Linked DNA regions of Homo sapiens: region 1 is linked to region 2. Evidence: read pairs that join two places in POLR2A ChIA-PET (ENCODE). Cell type or tissue: PC-9. All regions are shown on one strand. Links, peaks and the distances in the headings refer to the core of each region. The heading gives the core; the rest is flanking DNA.

What was found. ChIA-PET counts read pairs that join two places held together with the same protein. Peaks named below come from ENCODE experiments on the same cell type or tissue, not always from the same donor. Only the 100,000 strongest peaks of a DNase experiment are listed, where the experiment ranks them.
Region 1: POLR2A ChIA-PET joins it to region 2 with 9 read pairs; 7 of 35 experiments call an interaction of 5 or more read pairs at or near these places.

Annotation. Positions count from the first base shown.
Region 1 is chr19:10,216,057-10,224,379 of GRCh38, forward strand. It overlaps S1PR2 (sphingosine-1-phosphate receptor 2), which reads right to left. Exons shown (of 2, transcript NM_004230.4): 2 at 5,377-8,323. The coding sequence ends at 7,788. It also overlaps the pseudogene LOC103689916. Among named protein-coding and RNA genes, the nearest start is that of MIR4322, 10 kb to the right of the region's middle. RefSeq lists enhancers at 3,510-4,010, 3,651-3,700, 3,831-4,060, 4,011-4,511, 4,281-4,360. In PC-9, for the core only: CTCF peaks have their summits at 3,771 and 3,970; DNase peaks (open chromatin) are centred at 2,705 and 3,765; H3K27ac peaks cover 1,286 bases.
Region 2 is chr19:10,160,204-10,168,526 of GRCh38, forward strand. It overlaps DNMT1 (DNA methyltransferase 1), which reads right to left. Exons shown (of 41, transcript NM_001130823.3): 10 at 8,127-8,161; 11 at 6,395-6,482; 12 at 3,123-3,157; 13 at 2,464-2,545; 14 at 181-215. Among named protein-coding and RNA genes, the nearest start is that of DNMT1, 31 kb to the right of the region's middle. In PC-9, for the core only: no CTCF peak of the experiment used is centred there; no DNase peak of the experiment used is centred there.

The DNA of each region.
Region 1 (8,323 bases), core at 120-8,119, 56 kb after region 2:
ACGTGAGCCACCGCGCCCAGCTGAAAAACATTTTAAAAAGATATAAGTGTGGTCTTCAGTGACTCACTGGGTTCCAATCCTGGCCCCTTGACTCCCATGCTACTTGACCTTGGGTGAATTACTTAACCTCTCTGTGCCTCGGTTTCTTTATCTGTCAAAAAGCCAATAATAGCACCTACTCTATAGGATTATTGTGAGGATTCCAGAAGTTTGCAGATGTCAAATGATTCTCACAGTGCCCAGCACACGAGCACACATTAGACTTTTTATTTTTTGAGACAGGGTCTCACTCTGTTGCCCAGGCTGGAATGCAGTGGCATGACCACAGTTCATTGCAGCCTCGGTCACCTAGGCTCAAAGAATCCTCCCACCTCAGCCTCCAGAGTGGCCAGGACTATAGACACGTTCCACCACACCAGGGTATATATGTATTTATTTACTTACTTTTACAGATGAGGTCTCACTATGTTGCCCAGGCTCATCTCAAACTCCTGGCCCCAAGTGATCCTCCCGCATTGGTCTCCCAAAGGGCTGGGATTACAGGCATGAGCCACCATGCCTGGCCCTATTTTCTTTTCTTTCCTTTTTTTTTTTTTTTTTGAGACAGAGTCTTGCTCCATCACCCAGGCTGGAGTGCGGTGGCGCGATCTCGGCTCACTGCAAGCTCCGCCTCCCAGGTTCACGCCATTCTCCTGCCTCAGCCTCCCAAGTAGCTGGGATTACAGGTGCCCACCACCACGCCTGCTTAATTTTGTATTTTTAGTAGAGATGGGGTTTCACCATGCTGGCCAGGCTGGTTTCAAACTCCTGACCTCAGGTGATCCACTCGCCTCGGCATTCCAAAGTGCTGGGATTACAGGAGTGAGCTCCCACACCTGGCACTATTTTCTTTTCTTTTTTTTATTTGTTTCTGTTTTGTTTTGTTTGTTTTGGTGGTCTAAAATAAATTTTTTAATTGCACATTTGTGTCTTGGGTTATCTGTGGGGTGAGAAACCTATTCCTCACTTCCAATCCCAGCTATCCAGGTACAATCTGGTGTTGTGGTCTGGCTGTGGGCAAGGGGTACAGGTGGGTGCAGAGCTGGCCCTCGAGTCTGCACCAACGTCTTCAAGGCAGGGAGCTCAGACCATGGTTGTACTTGCACTGCTTTGGGGCCTCATTGAAGCCCTCACACAGGGACAGGTCATTCTCAGTGGTCGAACAGTCCAGGAACTGCCTGATCTTGTAGGTGCAGAGCCCCATCTGTAGGGGCTGGGAGGCAGCACCGGTGGGGGTCTGACTGGCCAGTCGGCCACACTGTGGCTTCCCCAAGGCCTGGTGGCTGTGGTGAGACCTTATTATATTAGATATTAGATATTATTATATTAGATATTAGAGACGGCAATGGCGGCAGCAGTTCTGTCGCAGGGACAAATGCCGCCCCCCCTTTTTTTTTTTTTTGAGATGCAGTTTCGCTCCTGTTGCCCAGGCTGGAGTGCAAAGGCGCGATCTTGGCTCACTGCAACCTCTGCCTCCCGGGTTCAAGCAATTCTCCAGCCTCAGCCTCCCCGGTAGCTATGATTACAGGCGCTCGCCACCACGCCCAGCTAATTTTTTTTTTTGAGACAGAGTCTCACTCTGTTGCCCAGGCTGGAGTGCAGTGGCGCAATCTCGGCTCACTGCAACCTCCATCCCCCGGGTTCAAGAATTCTCCTGCCTCAGCCTCCCTAGTAGCTGCGACTACAGGTGCGTGCCACCACGCCCAGCTAGCTTTTGTATTTTTAGTAGAGACAGGGTTTCACCATGTTGGCCAGGCTGGTCTTGAACTCCTGACTTCATGATCCACCCGTCTTGGCCTCCCAAAGTGCTGGGATTGCAGGCATGATCCCAGGTGTAATCCCAAAATTAGGCACATGGCCTAATTTTGTATTTTTAGTAGAGATAGGGTTTCACCATGCTGGCCAGGCTGGTTTCAAACTCTTGACCTTGGCTGGGCACAGTGGCTCACGCCTGTAATCCCAGCACTTTGGGAGGCCTAGGCAAGCAGATCACTTGAGGCCAGGAGTTCGACACCAGCCTGACCAACATGATGAAACCCCCGTCTCTACTATAAATACAAAAATTAGCCAGGCTTGGTGGCACATGCCTGTAATGCCAGCTACTCGGGAGGCTGAGGCAGGAGAATCACTTGAACTCAGGAGGTGGAGGTTGTAGTGAGTCGAGATCACATCATTGCACTCCAGCCTGGGCATCAGAATAAGACTCCGTCTCAAAAACAAAACAAAACAAAACAAAAAAACTCCTGACCTCAGGTGATCTGCCCACCTCGGCCTCCCAAAGTGGTGGGATTACAGGCATGAGCCACCGTGCCCGGCCCTATTTTATTTTCTTCCTAGCACTTAACACTCACTGAAATGACCATCATTTGCTTTTGTTTTATTTATTCAACAAGTATTTACTGAGGACCTACTGTGTGTAGGCATTCCAGGCAGAGGGAACAGCAGGTGCAAAGGCCCTGGGGTGGGAACATGCCAAGTAGTGTTTAAGATGTTAGAGATAGCCAGGCATGGTGGCTCATGCCTGTAATCCCAGCACTTTGGGAGGCTGAGGTGGGAGGAGCACTGAGCCCAGGAGTTTGAGAGCAGCCTGGGCAACATGGTGAAACCCTGTCTCTACAAACAATACAAAAAAGCAGGCCAGTGTGTTGGCACATACCTGTAGTTCCACCTACTTGGGAGATTGAGGTGGGAGGATGGCTTGAGCCCAGGAGGTCAAGGCTGCGGTGAGCTGTGATTACGTCACTGCACTCCAGCCTGGGTGACAGAGTCAGACCCTGTATCAAAAAAAAAAAAAAAGTTAGAGAGCCATAAATAGCCAGGCAAGTTGGCTCACACCTGTAATCTCAGCACTTTGGGAGGTTGAGGCAGGCAGATCTCTTAAGCCTAGGAGTTCAAGACCAGCCTGGGCAACATGGAAGAATCATGTCTCTACAAAAAAAGAAAATTAGCAGGCTTATAATCCCAGTTACTAGGAAGCCTGAGGTGGAAGTATCACCTGAGCCCATGAGCCCAGGAGGTTGAGGCTGTAGTGAGCTGTGATTGCACCACTGCACTTGAGCCTGGGTAACAGAGTAAGACCTTGTCTCAAAAAAAAACAAAAAAACAACACTGGAGATACATTAGTAAATAAGGCAGGTGCAGTCCTATATTCACAGTGCTTGTATTTTAATGGGGGTAGAGACAGATAAATTGATACATATTAGGTTGGTGCTAAAATCATTGCGGTTTTTGCCATTAAAAGTCATTGTAGGCTGGGCACGGTAGCTCACGCCTGTAATCCCAGCACTTTGGGGGGCCGAGGTGGGTGGATCACAAGGTCAGGAGATTGAGACCATCCTGGCTAACACGGTGAAACCCTGTCTCTACTAAAAAAAAAAAATACAAAAAATTAGCCTGGTATGGTGGCGGGCACTAGTAGTCCCAGCTACTCAGGAGGCTGAGGCAGGAGAATGGCGTGAACCCAGGAGGCGGAGTTTGCAGTGAGCCGAGATCGGGCCATACACTCTAGCCTGGGTGACAGAGCGAGACTCCATCTCAAAAAAAAAAAAAAGTCATTGCGGTTTTTGCCATTAAAAGAAATAGCAAAAGTCATTGCAATTTTTGCTATTAAAGGTAATGGCAAAAACCGCAATGACTTTTGCACCAACTTAATAATATATACTGCCAGGTAATAAGCAAGTGACTCCTTTCTGAGGAGGTGGCATTTGAGCAGAGTCCTGAAGGGGGAGATAGAGAACCCTGTGGGTACTTGGGGAAAATCTATTGACTCCAGCCTGGCCTGTGCCTTTTTCCCCCACCCCACCCCCCATCCCATCTAGGGTTCAGGTTTCCAAACAGAGGTTGTTGTCTCAACTGCTAGAGAAGGGGAATTCCGATGGGGGTTGCAGGCCCTCAGCCTCTGCGGTCTGCCTTCTCTCCCACTGGCTGTCCTAGTCTTTGAGCTGGTGTTGCTGTGTGGGGCTCCAGCTTGGGTGCCTAGGGTCCCCCATCAAAGGGTTCATGCCTGAAATCCCAGCACTTTGGGAGGCCAAGGTGGAGGCAGGAGGATCGCTTGAGCCCAGGAGTTCGAGACCAGCCTGGGCAACATAGGGAGACCCCCCATCTCTACAAAAAAAAAAAAAAAAAAAATTAGCCAGGCATGGTGGTGCATGTCTGTGGTCCCAGCTACTTGGGAGGCTGAAGTGAACCATGATGGCACCAACTGCACTACAGCCTAGGCAACAGAGCAAGACCCTGTCTTAAAAAACAAACAAACAAAAAAACTCTAGACTTTTCTTCAAAGGAGCCACTGAGCCGGCTGCCTGCAGACAAAAGAGAAGAGTATCACCAGGGAACCCACCGAGGGACCCACCCGAGGCTGCATCCTATCTTGGCTTCTCCTGGTTCTTGATGAACTTCGTGGCTCCTCCTTCCATGGCAAAGAGGGAGCTAAGTGGCCTCTCTCTGTCTTTTTTTTTGCTCTGCTCTGTCGCGCAGGCTGGAGTGCAGTGCCGTGATCTTGGCTCACTGCATTCTCCACCTCCCGGATTCAAGCAATTCTCTTGCCTCAGCTTCCTGAGTAGCTGGGACTACAGGCACCCGCCACCACACCCAGCTAATTTTTGTATTTTTTGCAGAGACGGGGTTTCCCTATGTTGGCAGGCTGGTCTCGAACTCCTGATCTCAAGTGACCCACCCACCTCAGCCTCCCAAAGTGCTGGAATTATAGGAGTGAGCCACTGCACTCAGCTGAGTGGCCTTTCTCTAGCCCAGTGGTGGATCCAGTATGGTCTGGAGTCAGCCTGCTTGGGTTCAAATCCAGACAGGCGCTACCCCGACTAGCGCTGTGTGACTCTGAGCAGTTTGCTTGATCTCTCTGAACTCACACCTCCATAAGAGTTTATAGTAACTTCCACCTCCTGAGCAGTCAAGTCTTTATGCCTGGAAAGTGCTCGGTGAAGATCAGCCATTACTTTTGGGAACACCGTGTCTAAGGGTGGGTATCTGGGTTCTTTGTAGCCCCCTCAAACCATCTCTCCAGCTCCCCGGGAGGCACATACAATTGGGAGGATGTAGGAGCCTCCCACCACCTGCCAGGCTGTCTCCTTCAGAGAAAGCAGGGAGATCCCAGACCGAGTTAATCCCTGGGAGGTGCAGGTGAGTTGCCCCTGGGAAAGATCCCGGTTGACCTCTGTTTTCTCCTGGCTCAGGCCGGGTTAAGGGTGTCAGGAGCACAGAATGGGAAGGTTGGCAAAGGATGAGTTACTCAGGCAGCAGCCCCCCTCCTGTTCCATCCAGCCCAGCCATGGGGCGCTCCTGGGGGAAATTGCTCCCCGAAAAGACACACCAACCACAGGAAACAGAAATTGAACCGTTTATTAGCCTAGGTCTGGGTTTCAGGCATTGCGGAGGCACGTCTGGGGAGCTCTATGAGGGGAAACAAGCCCCTGACTGGCTCCTTGCCCCCCAAAGACCCGCTCCCCCAGGCTTTGCATTCACAAGAAATTACTCTGAGGCATGAGGTTTCCTTCCCCAAGGTGAGCTGCACCCCAGCTCTCCAGTGGGAGGATGGGCCAGCAATTCCAAAGGGGTCTGGGCAGGACCAGAGCTCCCCGACTTTGGCAGCTTCAACACAAACATGAGCAGACAGGACAGCATTCATTCTGGGGGAAATGTGACGAGGAGAGGAGGGTCACAGACATCACGCCTATGTGCACACGCGCGCGCGCACACACATACACACACACACACATAAATATACGTTTGTACCGTAACATCCCTTCCATTATCCACAGGTTTTTGTGAAGTCCTTCTGGGGGGTTAGGGGAGAGTGTCCCCAGGAAATGTCCCTAGCCACTGCCACCCCCATGCTCCATTCTATATAACTTGAAAGAAGAAGGCCGGGCACAGTGGCTCACGCCTGTAATCCCAGCAATTGGGGAGGCCGAGGCGGGCGGATCACTTGAGGTCAGGAGTTTGAGACCAGCCTGGCCAACGTAGTGAAACCCTGTCTCTACTAAAAATACAAAAATTAGCCAGACATGGTGGCAGGTGCCTGTAGTCCCAGCTACTCGAGAGGCTGAAGCAGGAGAATCGCTTGAACCCGGGAGGTGGAGGTGGCAGTGAACGGAGATTGAACCACTGCCACCTCAGCCTGGGTGACACAGTGAGACTCCATCTCAAAAACAAAACAAAAATCTTGAAACTGTCTCAAAAAAAAAATCTTGAAAGAAGACACAGCGGGGTTCTTGAAAGAAGACACAGAGAAGGCTCAAGGCTTCTCTCTGCCTTGCTCAGGAGACCTGGTACCTTAGCTGGGGCTGCAGGTGTGGAGCTGAGAATAGCTTGGGGGGTGGCTGTTTTTGAAAGGAGGGTGTCTGTGCAAATATCACACCCAGAATTTTCTCAAGTTGCGCCTTGCATCAAGAGTCCCAAAGTCCTCCCCAGCCACCCAAACTCGTTTTTCTCACTTTTGGTGATTATTCTGTGCCCCAAATAGTGCAACTGAGCAATGAGGTCTGAGAATGAGGAATGGACCTCAGCCGCCATCCCCTCCCCACCTCCAGCCGTGGTTTCCGGGCCTCAGAGAGACGGGGAGAAGTCGTCAAGTGGCAGCTGATGAAATTTGGGGAAGCTGTGGATTTGGGCTCTGGATGGTCAGAGAGGAGGCCTCTAGCTCCTCAGGACAGTGGTTCTGTAGTCGCACGAAGTTGCCCAGAGAAGGTGGCAGGAGGAATACATTCGAAAAGGAGAAATCGGTGCAGGACTAGGGGCCAGGGAAGAAAATGCAGAAATTCTTTGTACCGCCAGGTGAGGTGGCTTACGCCTGTAATCCCACACTTTGGGAGGCCAACACGGGCGGATCATGAGGTCAGGAGTTCGAGACCAGCCTGGCCAACATGGTGAAACCCCGTCTCTACTAAAAATACAAAAAAAAAAAAAATTACCTGGGCGTGGTGGTAGGCACCTGTAATCCCAGCTACTCAGGAGGCTCAGGCTGGAGAATCGCTTGAACCTGGGAGGTGGAGGTTGCAGTGAGCTGAGACCGTACCACTGCACTCTCCAGCCTGGGCAACAGAGCGAGACTTCATCTCAAAAAAAAAAAAAAAAAAAAAAAAAAAAAAAAAAAAAGCCGGGCACGGTGGCTCACGCCTGTAATCCCAGCACTTTGGGAGGCCGAGGCGGGCGGATCACGAGGTCAGGAGATCAAGACCATCCTGGCTAACACGGTGAAACCCCATCTCTACTAAAGGTACAAAAAATTAGCCAGGTGTGGTGGCAGGCGCCTATAGTCCCAGCTACTTGGGAGGCTGAGGCAGGAGAACGACATGAACCCAGGAGGCGGAGCTTGCGGTGAGCCGAGATCACGCCACTGCACTCCAGCCTGGGCAGCAGTGCAAGATTCCGTCTCAAAAAAAAAAAAAAATCCTTTGTACCAGGTGGTAAAGTGCTCCTGCCCTGAGCTCCCCTTAAATGCTGCCTGCCCTCACCCTGGCTCTTCACAGGTCCCCTGCCCTGGCCTCCCCAGGATCCAGTTCTAAAGGGGTCACACTAGCCACTGGACTGGCCCTCAGGACCGCACTGCAACACTGCTATGTGACTAGTCAGTGCCTTATCTGGCCTTTCCAGGTGTGAAATATTTGCAACATCACCCAGGTCTGTGGGGCGGGGGCATCTGGCTCAGTAGCCCCAAGTCTCTATCTGGGGTCACCCAGTGGCCTCTCCATGAACCCCTCTGCCCTGGCCTGGTTGTTGGTCCACCCCCACCCTCAGACCACCGTGTTGCCCTCCAGAAACGTGGGTGACGTGGGCATGTGCATGCCCCTCTCCAGGGAGCTGGAGCTGCGGAGTGGCAGGAGGTGGTGGCCCGGGGTCCCGCCCCGCCTCCGTCCTTGCACCCCCACCCCCGGCCTCCAGCACTGCAGCGGCCGAAGCACCTCCCGCCGCAGGTCCCGGCTGCGCCACGTGTAGATGACGGGGTTGAGCAGGGAATTCAGGGTGGAGACGGCGAAAAAGTAGTGGGCTTTGTAGAGGATCGGGCAGGAGTGGACGGGACAGGCATAGTCCAGAAGGAGGATGCTGAAGGCGGGCAGCCAGCAGACGATAAAGACGCCTAGCACGATGGTGACCGTCTTGAGCAGGGCTAGCGTCTGCGGGGCGGCCATGTCAGCGTGGCTTGAGCGGACCACGCAGTAGATGCGCACGTACAGGGCCACGATGGCCAACAGGATGATGGAGAAGATGGTCACCACGCACAGCACATAATGCTTGGCGTAGAGAGGCAGGACAGTGGAGCAGGCCTCGA
Region 2 (8,323 bases), core at 207-8,206:
ACAGTGGCTCTTCACCGCAGGGGCATCCTGCCTGACGCACCTTGGTCCTATGTTCACCAACCCGATCCAAAATGAGCCTAAGGTTGCTCTGGCAATTACTGAAACCCCTTCCCTTTTGTTCTAGAACCATCATTTTAACATTACCATCTGCTTTCGATAATGTCAAGAATAAATTCTTACGGTTCTTTGGGGGTCGTTTTGCGTCTCTTCTCCTCCTACACAGGGAAAACAAAAGAGGATTAAAGGCTAAGAGAGTGTTTTACACCCAGATAGTGCTTCGGTGTTAAGAACTTTGTATAAGTGATTATCATAAAACAGAGAGAAGGGGAGGGAGGCAGTGAGAGGGCCAGCAGGTGAGCTCTGACTCACTCTACCATCTAAAGTCATAGAATACAAAATCTTATAGTCAGGCCCAGCACAGTGGCTCATGCCTGTAATCCCAGCACTTTGGGAGGCCAAGGCACACAGATGACTGGAGGTCAGGAGTTCCAGACCAGCCTGGCCAACATGGCGAAATCACGTCTCTACCAAAAATACAAAGATTAGCCAGGCGGGCACTTGTAATCTCAGATACTCAGAAGGCTGAGGCAGAAGAATTGCTTGAACCCGAGACGTAGAGGTTGCAGTAAGCAGAGATCATGCCACTGCATTCCAGCCTGGGCGACAGAGTGAGTGAGACTCCATCTCAAAATAAATGAATAAATAAATCTCATAACCAAAGACTTCCTGAAAAGATTTAGAGGAAAAGCCAATTTTTTAAAACCTTAGCTTTCCTGTGTAAGTGGACACCTCAAGGTAAACAAATAATTGGCCAGGCACAGGGCCGGGCGCGATGGCTCACGCCTGTAATCCCAGCACTTTGGGAGACCGAGGCGGATGGATCACGAGATCAAGAGATTGAGACCATCCTCGCCAAGATGGTGAAACCCTGTCTCTACTAAAAATACAAAAATTAGTTGGGCGCGGTGGCGCATGCCTGTAGTCCCAGCTACTCAGGAGGCTGAGGCAGGAGAATAGCTTGAACCAGGGAGACAGAGGTTGCAGTGAGCCGATGTCGCACCACTGTACTCCAGCCTGGCGGCAGAGCGAGACTCTGTCTCAAAAAACAAATACATAAGTAAATAAATAAATAAATAAATAAATAAATAAATAAATAAATAACTGGCCAGGCACAGTGGCCCATGCCTGTAATTCCAGCACTTGAAGAAGCCCAGGTGGGAGGACTGCTTGAGCACAGGAGCTCAAGACCAGCCTGGGCAACACAGTAAAACCCTGTCTCTACAAAAATAGAAAGTTAACTGGGTGTAGTGCCATCTGCCTGTAGTCCCAGCTACCTTGAAGGCCCAGGTGGGAGGATTGCTTCAGCCCAGGAGTTTGCGGCTATGGTAGCTATGACTGTACCACTGCACTCCAGCCTCGACAAGAGTGAGACCCTGTCTCAAAAATAAATACTAAAATGTAAAGGTAAGCAAACAATTGATGAGGGGGTATACAGACCGAGTCATGTCCCCTGCAAAATTCATATGTTAAGACTAACCTGCTATGTGACTGTATTTGGATGTAGAGTCTTTAAGAGACAATTATGGTTAAATGAGGTAATAAAGGTGGGGCCCCATCCAATAAGACCAATGTCCTTGTATTTTTTGTTGTTGGTTTTGAGACAGAGTCTTGCTGTGTCCCCAGCCTGGAGTGCAATGGTGTGATCTCGGCTCACTGCAACCTCTACCTCCTGGGTTCAAGTGACTCTCCTGCCTCAGCTTCCCAAGCAGCTGGGATTACAGGCCCCTATCACCACAACTGGCTAATTTTTGTATTTTTAGTAGAGACAGGGTTTCACCATGTTGTCCAGGCTGGTTTCAAACTCCTGACCTCAGGTGATGCGCCTGCCTTGGCCTCCCAAAGTGCTGAAAAGACAGGCGTGAGCCGCTGTGCCCAGCATTTTTTTTTTTTTTTGAGACAGAGTCTTGCTCTGTTGTCCAGGCAGGAGTACAGTGGCACGATCTCAGCTCACAGCAATCTCCGCCTCCTGGGTTCAAGCAATTCTCATGCCTCAGGCTTCCAAGCAGCTGGGACTACAGGCATATGCCACCACGCCCAGCTAATTTTGCTGTGTCCCCAGCCTGGAGTGCGATCTCGGCTCACTGCAACCTCCACCTCCCAGGCTCAAGCGATTCTCCTATCTCAGCCTCTCGAGTAGCTGGGACTACGGGCGTGCACCACCATGCCCAGATAATTTTTGTATTTTTAGTAGAGACAGGGTTTCACCATATTGGTCAGGCTGGTCTTGAACTCCTGACCTCATGTGATTCACCCGCTTCAGCCTCTCAAAGTGCTGGGATTACAGGCGTGCGCCACCACGCCCAGTCTTCTTTTTCCTAAGACCAGCCTGGGCAACATGGCGAAACCCCGTCTTGGGGAAAAAAAAAAAAAAAAAAAAGAAAGAAAGAAAAGTGAGACCTTTACCTTTTCATCCTCGTCTTTTTCATCAGAAATCTGTGGATTTACTTTTTCAGGTTCTTTTTCTTCGGGCCTCCGTTTGGCAGCTCTGCAGGGTGAACAGATACACAGCAAGTAGCAGCTTAGAAACACTAACCACATCGCCAACTCGCACGGAAAGTGACAAACTAATGCCTCCCCATGGGAAAGCAAGATACCCATGGGAGCTCTATAGGCACACTGCCAGCTTGTCATCCCGAGACGAGGCCTTCAGAGGCCCCAGGGTCCCCACACATCTACATCACCACAGGTTTCTAGAACAGGCTTTTTTTTTTTTTTTTTTTTGAGACAGAGTTTCACTCTTGTCCAGGCTGGAGTGCAGTGGCGCAATCTTGGCTCACTGCAACCTCCACCTCCTGGCTTCTAGCAGTTCTGCCTCAGCCTTCCGAGTAGCTGGGATTATAGGCACCCGCCACCACACCCAGCTAATTTTTGTATTTTTAGTACAGACAGGGTTCCACCATGTTGGCCAGGCTAGGCTGGTCTCGAACTCCTGACCTCAGGTGATTCACCCACCTCAGCCTCCCAAAGTGCTGGGATTACAGGTGCAAGCCACCACACCTGGCCTAGAACAGGCTTTCTACTGATCCAGATGACACAAAAGCACAAGCATTTTAAACACTTACAGATCTTTGGGTTGACTTCTGTGCTTCTTCTCATCCTGACAGAAAAATAAGGGGGAGGTAGAGAGATAAAGAAGGGAAAAAATTAGTTTCTGAGCCAGAGTGAGATAAAATGCAAACACTGAAGTTACAGGTTAGGGATCCCAGCACTGTGGAGCTGGAAGACAGGCAGGCCTGGGCAGATCTACCGGGTAGACACGAGGCTTCACTTTCCCTCACTTAATTCCCCACCTGAAACTAACAAGAGGGCACTAAAGAACCTCCTAGACCAGGGCTTGGCAAACTGTTTTTGTAAGAGCCAGAGGATCAGTATTTTCAGCTTTGCTGACCACGTGGTCTGTGTCAGGATGATCATCTCTGCTATGGTAGCACAAAAGCACCCACAGGCAAAATGTAAATGAGAAAGTGTGGCTCTGTTCCAATAAAACTTTATTTACAGGCTGTGTGCAGTGGCATGTGCCTGTAAACCCAGCACTTTGGGAAGCTAAGGCAGGAGGATTGCTTGATGCCAGGAGTTCGAGGCCAGCCTGGGCAACATGCTGAGACCCCATCTCTGCAAAATATACTATATATATATATGACACAGGCTGGTCAGCTCGGGGGGCCCTGCACCGGGGCCAACAGCTCCTAAGGGCTGACACAAGCTCCTCCCCAGGTTCAGAGGACAGGCTGCCTCTCCTGTCTTCACTGCAGGAAGCCCAGAGGGCATTTACTACTCCAGGACTCAAGGTCTTCAGGAACACCATCAATACCCCATCTGAATGTTGGTCAGAGATGCCAGTGGTTTAATACAAAAAGCAGCATATATATATGGTTAATATATACATATATATGGAGAGAGAGAGAGAGATTGATTCACTCTTGTTGCCCAGGCTGGAGTGCAATGGTATGATCTTGGCTCACCTCTGCCTCTCAGGTTCAAACGATTCTCCTGCCTCGGCCTCTCTAGTAGCTGGGATTACAGGCATTCGCCACCACACCCAGCTAATTCTGTATTTTTAGTAGAGCTGGGGTTTCACCATGTTGGTCAGGCTGATTTCAAACTCCTGACTTCAGGTGATCCGCCCACCTCAGTGTCCCAAAATGCTGGGATTATAGGCGTGAGACACCGCGCCTGGCTTACAAAAAATAAGTTTAAAAAGTAGACATCCATGGTGGTGCATGCCTGTAGTGCCAGCTACTTGGGAGGCTGAGGTGGGAGGATCACTTGAACCCAGGAGACTGCAGTGAGCTATGATAGCACCACTGCACTCCTGCACTCTAGCCTGGGAAACAGAGCAAGATCCTGTCTCAAAAACAAACAAACAAACAAACAAACAAACACGCCGGGCGTGGTGCCTCACACACATAATCCCAGCACCTTGGGAGGCTGAGGCAGGTGGATTGTTTGAGATCAGGAGTTAGAGACCAGCCTGGCCAACATGGTGAATCCCTGTCTCTACTAAAAATATAAAAATTAGCTAGGCATAGTAGCACACGCCTGTAATCCCAGCTACTCAGGAGGCTGAGACAGGAGAATCACTTGAACCTGGGAGGTGGAGGTTGCAGTGACTCGAGATCACACCATTGCATGACAGAGAGAGACTATCTTAAAAAAAAAAAAAAAAAAAAAAAAAAAAAAAAAAAAAAAAAAAAGAACAAACCAAACAGACTGAATGCAACGGTTCATGCCTGTAATCCTACCACTCCGCCACTTTGGGGGACTGAGATAGGTGGATAACTCGAGTCTAGGAGTTTGACTGAGACCAGCCTGGGCAACATGGCAAAACCCTATCTCTACAAAAAATTAAAAAAAAAAATTAGCTGGACATGGTGGTGCCTGCCTATAGTCCCAGCTACTTGGGAGGCTGAGGCGGGAAGATCACCTGAGCCTGGGAGGTCGAGGCTACAGTGAACCGTGATTGCACCACTGCATTCCAGCCTGGGTGACAAAGCAAGACCCTGTCTCTTGGGATGGGGGACAGTGGCTCTTAGAGCTTTGGGAGGCAGAGATGGCACCTCCTGTGCAAGGGGCCCCCTGGGGTGGAACAGCCAACAATCCTTGTTCTCTGGGCACTGCTTTTATTATTATTACCATATTATTTTTTTGAGACAGAGTCTCGCTCTGTTGCCCAGGCTGGAGTGCAGCGGCATAATCTTGGCTCACTGCAACCTCTGCCTCCTGGGTTCAAGTGATTCTCCTACCTCAGCCTCCCAAGTAGCTGGGATTAGAGGCACATGCCACCATGCCCGGCTAATTTTTATATTTTTAGGTGACACCGGATTTCACCATGTTGGCCTGGCTGGTCTCAGACTCCTGACCTCAAGTGATCCACCCACCTCAGCCTCCCAAAGTGCTGGGATTACAGTAGTGAGCCACCATGCCCAGCCCTCACATCCCTTTCTACCATGAGGCAAAAGTGCTGGCAGTGTGAGCTCAGGCCCCTGCCAGTTTCCAATAGAGGGCAGGGAGTAATGTGACTACTCCAGTCTGAAGGAGTGCTGACAGTAAGGTGACCAACATTTGGACAGAAGAGGTGAGGGATGGGAGGCTGGAGGCAATACCAAAGGCTCCCCTGCTATGGGGTGGGGATGGAAGCCCACTGGCGACCGGGTCAGAAGTGAGGGTGCTTGTCACCCAGCAAGCCCGTGACCTTGGGCTCCACTCTCTAGATTGTAACAGGCAGAAACCCAGAGACCCTCTTGGGGTCTTCGGCATCTCTTAGATAGGGACCCGCCGCCCCCCACCGATGACCTAGCTCCCTTCCCTAGAGTTCATGCAGGAGGGCCTGCAGGCAACCTGGCCATCCTGTACTTTGACAGAGGCCCAGCAGTGTTCCACATGATGCTTTAGGGTTTAAACGCATGCACTTGGCTAAACTAGACTGGGGAGGCTGGCAGGGGGAGAGCTAGACTCAGAACGTAGGAGGCTGGGAAAGAATCAAAGGTGTGGCTGACATGTGCGTCAGAGCTGACTGTGTGTCAAGGCTTCTCAGCAGTGAGGCCTCAGGAGAGGATGCTTCATGCACATCTCAGCCCAGGCTCACACAGACCCTCTCTAGTGTGAAAGACAGAGGACAACTGAGTGTTCACTAGGCATCCAGCACAGGCATCCAGCCACAAATCCCGGCCCCCAAAAGGAGGAAAAGGTGACCTTCCCAGAGTCTGGATGGCCCCATGGAGCCTGGGTGGATGGGGCTGGACTTGAACCCAGAGCCCCACCCTGCGCACTCCCGCCCAAGCAAACAGGAGCAGAAGAATGAGGGGGAGTTCAGAAACAAATAACCCGCCTTTACTTTCTCGTCTCCATCTTCGTCCTCGTCAGCCTGCACGCCTGCCCTGGCTTCTCTGTCCGGCTCCTCCTTCAGTTTCTGTTTGGGTGTTCTGTCACAGAAGACAACACACACACAGGCTGGTCAGCTCGGGGGGGGCCCTGCACCGGGGCCAACAGCTCCTAAGGGCTGACACAAGCTCCTCCCCAGGTTCAGAGGACAGGCTGCCTCTCCTGTCTTCACTGCAGGAAGCCCAGAGGGCATTTACTACTCCAGGACTCAAGGTCTTCAGGAACACCATCAATACCCCATCTGAATGTTGGTCAGAGATGCCAGTGGTTTAATACAAAAAGCAGACAAAGGGATGTCATGATTTCCGTGGCCTGATGGGAATCCAGCCTGCGGTGGAGGAAGACCCATGTCTGGCCTGCCTAGGTTGAGAGCTGGGCTGATGTGCGATCAGCGTCAGTCAGTGACCGTGGACAGCTGACTGCACACAGGGGTCCGAGTCTTCACCTCCCACTCTGCCAGGGCCCTGCCGCTCAGGTGGGGTATTCTGCCCACCTCTGGATTCAGGCTCAGTCTCAAAATTTGCTTCAGCTAATTGTTTTCTTTTTCTTTTTTCCTTTTTTTTTTTCTTGAGGCAGAGTCTCGCTCTATCACCTACCCTGGAGTGCAGTGATGTGATCTCAGCTCACTGCAACCACCGCCTCCCGGGTTCAAGTGATTCTCCTGCCTCAGTCTCCCAAGTAGCTGGGACCACAGGCATGCACCACCACACCCAGCTAATTTTTTGTATTTTTATTAGAGACGGGGTTTCACCATGTTGGCCAGGCTGATCTTGAACTCCTGACCTCAAGTGATCCACCCGCCTCAGCCTCTCAAAGTGCTGAGATTATAGGCGCGAGCTACTGCACCTGGCCCAACTTTTTTCAACAGAGGTTTGAAAAAGTGCTACTTTTCATTTCTGCCCTTGTGGTCTGGCACAGCCACAAGCGTGTACCCAGCCTGGCCAAATTGCGGAGGCAGAGCTGGGTCAGCCCAGCCATCCCCACTAAGCCACCTCAAGATCAGCCGACAGCCACCAAGCTGTAGACAAGTGAGCTTGAAAAATGCTCACTGTTCTAGGCCTCTGGCCTTGGAGCCATTTGTCACACAGCATTTTCACAGTGAAAGGTAAGTGACACAGCTGCTCACCTGATGGCCTTTCACTACCACATGACACACAGCTGTGTGACCAACCCTGAGAAGGGCCCTGGGGTTGGGAGGAGAAATCGAAGCTAACTTCACCCCGTAATCCCAGCACTTTGGGAGGCGAGGCAGGTGGGTCACGGAGGTCAGGAGTTCAAGACCAGCCTGACCAATATGGTGAAACCCTGTCTCTACTAAAAATACGAAAATTAGTTGGGCATGGTGGTACAGGCCCATACTCCCAGCTACTCGGGAGGCTGAGACAGGAGAATTGCTTGAGCCCGGGAGGTGGGGGTTGCAGTGAGCCAGGATTGCACCACTGTACTCCAGCCTGGGTGACACAGCAAGACTCCGTCTCAAAATTAAATTAAATTAAATTAAAGTTAAAAAAGTTAACTTCAGCCTTCACTTCAGGGTGGTCTCACCTTTCACAAGCAGAACTTGCCCACATAAGAGACATATGATTAGTGCCCACTGTTCCACACCAACCCGTTATTTTACCAAGATACTTATGTTAGCAATTCAGTTTCACAACAAAGCACAAAGGCAGGTTCGCTGCACTTACGGTTCTTTGGTTTGACTTCGGAGTCTCTTTTCTTCCTAAGTTGCAGGGAAAAAAGACAAGTTAATTTTTTCCATTTGGTTTGGATCTTTCTATTAAAGTGTCCTATGGAAATAAAACACCTGAACTGATTCTAGAGTCCACTGGTGGGAGTAAAGACTGTCTACCAGTGGGCACAGTAGCTCATGCCTGTAATCTCA